2 separate regions of the Homo sapiens genome follow, and region 1 is linked to region 2. Evidence: read pairs that join two places in POLR2A ChIA-PET (ENCODE). Cell type or tissue: A673. All regions are shown on one strand.

The links. ChIA-PET counts read pairs that join two places held together with the same protein. Peaks named below come from ENCODE experiments on the same cell type or tissue, not always from the same donor. Only the 100,000 strongest peaks of a DNase experiment are listed, where the experiment ranks them.
Region 1: POLR2A ChIA-PET joins it to region 2 with 8 read pairs; 2 of 35 experiments call an interaction of 5 or more read pairs at or near these places.

The regions. Positions count from the first base shown.
Region 1 is chr14:63,446,739-63,450,738 of GRCh38, reverse strand. The region is part of intron 3 of PPP2R5E (protein phosphatase 2 regulatory subunit B'epsilon); the gene reads left to right. Among named protein-coding and RNA genes, the nearest start is that of PPP2R5E, 95 kb to the left of the region's middle. In A673, no CTCF peak of the experiment used is centred here; no DNase peak of the experiment used is centred here.
Region 2 is chr14:63,283,609-63,287,608 of GRCh38, reverse strand. All of the region lies in intron 4 of RHOJ (ras homolog family member J), which reads right to left. Among named protein-coding and RNA genes, the nearest start is that of GPHB5, 33 kb to the left of the region's middle. In A673, no CTCF peak of the experiment used is centred here; a DNase peak (open chromatin) is centred at 2,458; H3K27ac peaks cover 565 bases.

The sequences.
Region 1 (4,000 bases), 160 kb before region 2:
TGTAAGCACACCTAAGAAGGAACTGTGTCCTGCACATATCTGTGGCATCCATAATACCTCCTACCTAGTCCAGGTCTTCTTGAAATTTGTTGAATGAATGAATTCCTCCTTAAAATGTAGGCATTTCAGTCTCTCAAATTATGATTAAGATATTGGATGTCATTGGATTATACCCAGATTTTAAACTGAGTGTTTAGCATAATCCAAAAATTCTGTCATCCATATGGACCAGCTTGGTGTTAAACCAGCTTTGGTCTCCTAAGGGAGACCGTTTTCTCCCTCTTTTCCTCCCCATTCTCCAGCCAAAAAAAGAGACTCCTATCATTTGTATGTGTTTTAAAATACACTGGAGCTTTATCTTAGGAGGCATTGAGTCTGTTAGTGTACATGCTGTTCTAGGGCATTAGAAAATTCTAGATGGTAGTTTCGGCTTCTTAGAAGTATAACTTATTTTTCATATTTGGTGATTTCTGAAATTGTTAGCTACTAATTATATACGGTACTTAGACACTCTGGAGCATTTACAGAAAGGGGATATTATGATAGAGTAGAAAGAGACAAGGCGCTGGGCGCGGTGGCTCACGCCTGTAATCCTAGCACTTTGGGAGGCTGAGGCGCGTGGATCACTTGAGGCCAGGAGTTTGAGACTAGCCTGTCCAACATGGTGAAAGCCCATCTGTACTAAAAATACAAAAATTAGCCTGGCATGGTGGCACATGCCTGTAATCCCAGCTACTTGGGAGGCTGAGGCAAGAGAATCGCTTGAACCTGGGTGGTGGAGGTTGCGGTGAGCTGAGATTGTGCCACTGTACTCCTGCCTGGGTGACAGAACAAGACTTCATCTCAAAAAAAAAAAAAAAAAAAAATAGGAAAAGAAAAGAAAAGGCAAGGCTTTGGAACCATACAGACCTGGGTTCAAATGCCAGCTCTGGCCATACTTTCTACATCAATGTGAGCAAGTTACTTTAACTTAGGGGTTCTCCATTTTTGTGTGGTGCTAAGAGGTACATAGGGTGGGGGGAGGGTAGCCATAGTTTTCCCAGTCCCTCCTTAAATATTCCACCTAGGTAACATGCTTGTGCTTTTGTTTGCATATCAGGGTACTCAACACCATACATACATATACAGTCCATAGAACGTGTGCTTACTGTTCTGTAAGGAAAACTGGAACCACGTCCCACTTGGTGCCCTCATTCCCTCTAAGCCCATTGTATATATACATCCTGGTGCTGGTCACTTTCCTAATTTGTGTAATACCTGTCTTTGGGGGGTTTTGTGAGGACTAGCGACAATATTTATAAAAGTTTTAGAACAGTCTCTAACATGTGGCAAGTATTCAGTAAATACTATTTTTACATTTCAATGATTTTATTAGATACTTGATTTTACGATCATTGGTGGAACCCACTGTTACTTCTTTGTACTTAAAATACTCCGTCACTGAGATGTGTTTTATTCCATTGCCACAGTGGTTCTTAAGTTCTCTAATTCCAAGATGATCCTGCCTGTTGGGTAATCACTGTCCCCGCTGATTTCTCTTTCGTGTTACTGTAAAACAAAATCACTTCACCAGAATTAGTGAGGGAAATGATAGTGTTTTTTATGAAATACTAATGAAGTGATAGATGGGTTTTGCAAACCAGGATGAGTAATGATGTATAATGGCATGTTACAGTATCAGCATTAGTACCGAGAGCTTTTGATCCAACTTGATGGGACTTGTACTTTGAGAACTGGTATTCCTGTTAGGGGAAGAAAAGAGTAAGAGATAAAAGTAATCTATGTGTTGTGGAAACCATTTTTAACAATTAAATGAAGTCTGGATACCACCTACAGACTTCTAGAATTAGGAAAGCAAAGCAGCTCTTATGGGTATAAACAAATCACATGCACACCTCGTTTTATTGCACTTCATAGATATTGGGGGTTGCTTTTTTTTTTTTTTTTTTTTGACGAAGTCTTGTTCTGTCACCCAGGCTGGAGTGCAATGGCACGATCTTGGCTCACTGCAACCTCCCGCCTCCGGGGTTTAAGCAATTCTCCTGCCTCAGCCTCCTGAGTAGCTGGCATTATACACGGGAGCCACCACGCCTGGCTAATTTTTGTATTTTTAGTAGAGACAGGGTTTCACCATGTTGGTCAGGCTAGTCTCGAACTCCTGACCTCATGATCTACCCACCTCAGCCTCCCAAAGTGCTGGGATTACAGGCGTGAGCCACTGTGCCCAAACAAATTGAAGGTTTGTGGCAACCTTGTGTGGAACAAAACTGTTGGTACCATTTTTTCCAACAGCATATGCCCCTTTCATATCTTTGTGTCACATATTGATAATTCTTGCAATATTGCAAACCTTTGCATTGTTACTATATCTGTTATAGTGATCTGTGATGAGAGATCTTTGAAGTTACTTTTTAAAAATTATTTATTTATTTATTTATTTTTGAGATGGAGTCCCGCTCTGTCGCCCAGGCTGGAGTGCAGTGGCTCTGTCTCGGCTCATTGCAAGCTCTGCCTCCGGGGTTCACACCAGTCTCCTGCCTCAGCCTCCTGAGTAGCTGGGACTACAGGCGCCCGCCACCACGCCTGGCTAATTTTTTGTATTTTTAGTAGAGACAGGGTTTCACCATGTTAGCCAGGATGGTCTCTATCTCCTGACCTTGTGATCCACCCACCTTGGCCTCCCAAAGTGCTGGGATTACAGGCGTGAGCCACCGCGCCCGACCTGAAGTTACTATTTTAATTGCTTTGGGACACCATGAAATGTGCCCCTACAGCAAACTTAATCGATAAATGTTGTATGTGTTGTGACTGCTCTGCTGAGCGGTTGTTCCTCAGCCTCTGTCCCTCTTCTCAGGCCTCCCTATTCCCCGAGACACAACAGTATTGAAATTAGGCCAATTAATAACCCTATAATGGCCTTTAAGTGTTCCAATGAAAGGAAGAGTCACATGTCTCTCATTTTAAATCAAAAGCTAGAAGTGATTTAGCTTAGTGAGGAAGGCATGTCAAAAGCTGAAACAGACCAAAAGCTAGGCCTCTTGCATCAGACAATTAGACAAGTTGTGAATTTAAAGGTAAAGTTCTTGAAGGAAATTAAAACTACTACTCCAGTAAACATGTGAATGATAAGAAAGTAAAACAACCTTATTGCTGATAATTGAGAAAGTTTCAGTGGTCTGGATAGAATATCAAACCAGCCACAACGTTCCTTATGCCAAAGCCTAACCCAGAGCAAGGCCTTGGCTCTCTTCAGTTGTATAAAGGCTGAGAGAGTTGAGGAAGCTGCAGAAGAAAAGTTGGACAGTAACAGAGGTTGGTTGGCTTATGAGGTTTAAGGAAAATAGCCATCTCTCTAACATAAAAGTGCAAGGTGAAGCACTAAATGCTGTTGTAGAAGCTAAAGCTGCCGCAAGTTGTCCAGAAGACTTAGCTGAGACATTGATGAAGGTGGCTACACCAAACAACAGAGTTTCAATGTGGATGAAACAACCATCTATTAGAAGATGTTACCATCTCTGACTTTTACAGCTGCAGAGGAGAAATCAGTGCCAAAGCTTGGGCCAGGCTGACTCTCTTGTTAGGAACTAATGCCACTGGTGACTTAAGTTGAAGCCAGTGCTCATTTACCATTCTGAAAATCTTAGGGCGTCTAACAACCATGCTAAATCTACCCTGCCTATGCTCTGTAAATGGAACAGCAAAGCCTAGATGACAACACTTCTGTTTACACATGGTCCACCAAATATTCTGAATTCACTGTTGAGGCCCACTGCTTAGAAAAACGTTTTGTTTTTCTTTTCCCCCAAAGTATTACTACTCATTGACTATCCACCTTGTTACCCAAGAGCTCTAATGGAGATATACAAGGAGATGAATGTTGTTTTCTTTTTCTTTTTTTTTTTTTTTTTTTGAGATGGAGTCTCACTCTGTCCCCCAGGCTGGAGTGCAGTGGCTTTATCTCAGCTCACTGCAAGCTCTGCCTCCTGGGTTCACGCCATTC
Region 2 (4,000 bases):
AAAAAAAAACCGTAATGACTAATCAAGTAAAAGAAAACCTAGTACTTCTTCCATGTTGTTCTAGTTGGGGCAGGACAAGTTATAGAATAAGATAGAAAGTAACTGGAAGGGATAAAGGCAAAGAGATCTTCCCAGCTGTAGACATGTCTGAGAGGGCTCATGGATTTAACAGCAACTATAGTTTGCTGAGCTGGACCTTGTGGTACATGAGCTAATTTCATTGTCACAAGAACTTTACAAGGAAAAATCTGTCACCATCCTCATTTCACAGCTCAGGAAACTGATACCCAGAGAGGCTAAGTAACCTCCCTTATGGCCACACAACTAAGAAAATGGCAGAGATTCGAATTTGTCTGCCTCCTGAGCCAAAGTCTTAACTACTCTTTTGGGCTGTCTCTAGCAAATGTCATGAAATTGTGGCTGAAAGAGCAAAATTAATGAATAAATGGGCAAAGCTGTTACGGATATAGTAAAGGTGATGAGAGAAGGGAAGAAGAAGGAAGGCATGTCCTGTAAATGGAGAGAAAAGAAGAGAAGATGTTAGTGGAATAAACAGAGTAAGCTCGTATCTAAAGAAATGGCTAGTAGCAGAGTAGTTCTGTATTCCTCATTTGAGAATTAGCAAAGGCACACAGAGAAGGCAAATAGAGAGCCAAGAAAAAGAAAAAGAACCAAACAGGTTGTAAGAGAAAAGCCGCCATCTCAACAAGTCAGCATTATGATCAAATTGGTGAAAGAGGAAAAACATTTCTAGGCCAGACAGATTTGCTGCTGATCTTTGAAGACTATAATGCAGAGATGCCAATTCAAGGCTGGATAATGTAAAGTGTGTTACTTGAGTATAGGATAATATGGAGTGGTGGGGATTGTGGCAGACTGAAGAATACATGCTTAATCTAAGAGACTGTTTAACAGTTTCTGTTGATGAGGAAATGCTGGGCTAGAGTTGCTCGACCTTCTGAATTTCTTTTAGAGGCTAGAAATGTGTTTCCAAACTATTAAATGTTGGCCACTAAATTGCAATAAAAATATGTGTTTGGACTAATGAAAACATTTGTGGGTGAACTTTGGCCCGTCAGTTGCCAATCTGCTCCCTATGCTTTAAAGGATGCCTTTGCATGTCCTGGTCTCCCTGTCTAGAATTTTATGCCCTCCCCAGACCCCTTTGCCCACCTGAAAAACTTTTCCTCATCCTTCAAACCTGGATAAGATGTTACCTGGTTAAAGAAATCTCTGAAACCTCCTTCCGTGAATGTATTAGTCTCTCTCTCTTCTGTGCTACCTGGTACATTGCCCAGATGTGTGTTACTGTGTTTATCCAGGTGGCATGCTTTTGTTTGCCTGTCTCCCTCCTCTTCTGGCCTTTGTAACCCAGACACCAGTGGTGAAGTGACTTTCAATGACCAAGGGAGAAAGGGAAAATGGCCAGCACAAGGCAGGTGGCAGTGACTCTTCCAGTCAGGAAGAGGGCATTAAAGACTCCAGTTGATTAACGTGACTGAACATTGATGACAGGGTGTTTGCAGCAATTTTGCTGCTTTAAATCCCACCTGTGCATGTTAAAAACCCAGCAGGAAACTTAGCAGGTGCCAAGTTAAAGAGTGACAACGACAAAAGGCACAGTGTGAAGAAGATGGCCGGAGAGGGCAAAGAGAACCCAGAGATTAAAAAAGAAAAAATGGCAAATTCCTGTATCAAAAAATACCTTAGGAAGTCTGAACTTAGAAGATCATGTTTAGACTGTATTAGATAGAACTGGGAAAGAGAATGCACAAAGAATTACAATCTTAGAGCTAAACAGTGTAGCATCCAGCATAGCACCTGGCACATATTAGGTGCTTAATCAATTGTTGTTTAATAATTCTAGCAGCAATAGGGGCAGTTACAAATGTGTAAAAGAATGGGAAAAGTAGGCTGAGGATTAAAAACTACAGTAATAGAAAGAAGAGGGAGAATAAAAGAAGTCAAAGAATAATGAATATTTATAATAAATTAGTGCAAAATATGTAAATGTGGTTGACTTTGGAGTATAAAGAATTGTAAATGTGTATGATATAAAAATGTCCTTTGAAAATAAAACACCCTTTGAGACCAAAAAGAGATGTTAGGTGGAAAATGCTTTGGAAATGGAAAAGTATTGAACAGAAAGAATCAGATATGAAAAATCTGAACTTGCAAAGCCTTTAAGTTGGGGGGGAACTTTGCACATGAAAATAAGGGACTCCAGTATATAAAAAAGAAGCCCCAAACCTAAAGGTTTCTTTTCAGATTATAGGAGGGAGGCAGAAGAGCAGGTGGTTAAAGCACAGTTTTCTATCCTCACTCTGCCACTTGCTAGCTGGGCGATCTTAACCTCTCTGAGCCTCAGTTTCCTGTAGGAAAGTGGAGATAATAATATACACACCTCAGGGGGTTGCTGTGAGGATTAATTAAGACAAAGGCTGTAAGGCGCCTGGCACCAAGCCTAGCACATTATAAACACTCCATAAATGCTAGCTGAGATTATAAACTACTTGACAGAAAAGTCAGAGAGTAGAGAAACTTAAAGCATCTCTATAATTACATGAATTGTGATAAAACAAGTTAAAATCTTGCTAGGTTTTCTTCTAAATTGGATTTTGTAAGCTAAACATGATTCCGTCTGTATCTGAGAGCAGTTGCTAGGAGAAACTAGCAAAAGGCAATATAAATGGTGAACTCAGCCATTGTTCCAAAAATAAGTATGAAACGAGATGGGAGGCTTTGAAACGACTTCTTTTCAGACAGAAAAAAAACAACTTCCCCAATGAGAAGTGAGGCTAGGAAGCTGACGGCATGAAGGAACACAGAACGCGAGTTCCTGCAAGAAGCTGGTGCCGGCCAATGGGGACATCCTGGCTGTGAAAAATGTGTAGAAAGGAGCCACCTACAATTATTTATGGAGCTACATATTTAGGTATCTTAATGAGAGCATTTGAGGATGAATGTTTGAGGAGAAGGTAGAAGCACCTACAGGCATAAACCCATTTCACCCAAGGAAAGATACACAGTTGGAGGTCATTTACGTGACGGTCAGGTACACGAGTGGTGATGTCCACAGAGCTGGATTGGAAGTTTTTGACTTTGTTATTAGCTATGTGCTTGTCTTCTAAGACTGTTTCCTCATCTGTAAGCTGAGACCAACGCTATCTGCTTAAGAGGGTTATTATGAGGCTGAAGTGAGAGATATTATTAAGTACTTAGGATCCTAAGGACTCCATGGACGTCTGGCGCTAGTTAGTATTGACATTACTGTGCATAGAAGTAGGAAGAGTTCAGTATCTCGATCAGGTGTTGTGAGAGGTTCTCATGCAGGATACCTGTAAAAACATGATTGTATTTAATTCATTTCTAGTTGAGTGTATCATGCTTAGTTTTAGTGCCTGCAAGCAAGATTTAATAAGATAAATGCATACAATTTTGTAAGTGAAGAATTTGTAGTTAATATTCTTGACTGGCTTGAAGAGAGTGACTTCTAACTCTGCCTGCGGTATGCGTTTTACTAGGTTAGTCACTTAGAAAGTAAGATTGAAAATTTCCAAACCTCTGACCTGGGTCAATAGATTTATGACTTGATGAGGAGTCCGATTTAAGCTCTGGAGGTGTGATTTATCGGCCTCCTCTTGCATAAAGCACGTCCACCCTCTCGAATATTTTTCAGTGGCTGCTTTGCTCACATCTCGGGGTAATGGGGGAGGCAAAGACTTGGTGTCTGGCAAAAACTTTCTAAAGCATTTTCTTAACTCTTCATGTTAAGCTCTCAAGAAGGAAGAAAGGTCCATGAAAACAGTTCCAGCTCTGAGCTATTATCTGCCAAACAGCCACTTAGATCCCCAGCTAGTCACTTTTTGGTATCTGTTATCCTTCCAGATGCTGTTTGTGACACAATCCAGGCTCTCTAAGTGGCTATTCATTATATGGTGAGAAATACTGGACAAATATAACCCTGCCAGATGCTAACCCAAGTCTCTCCCAAGAAAAT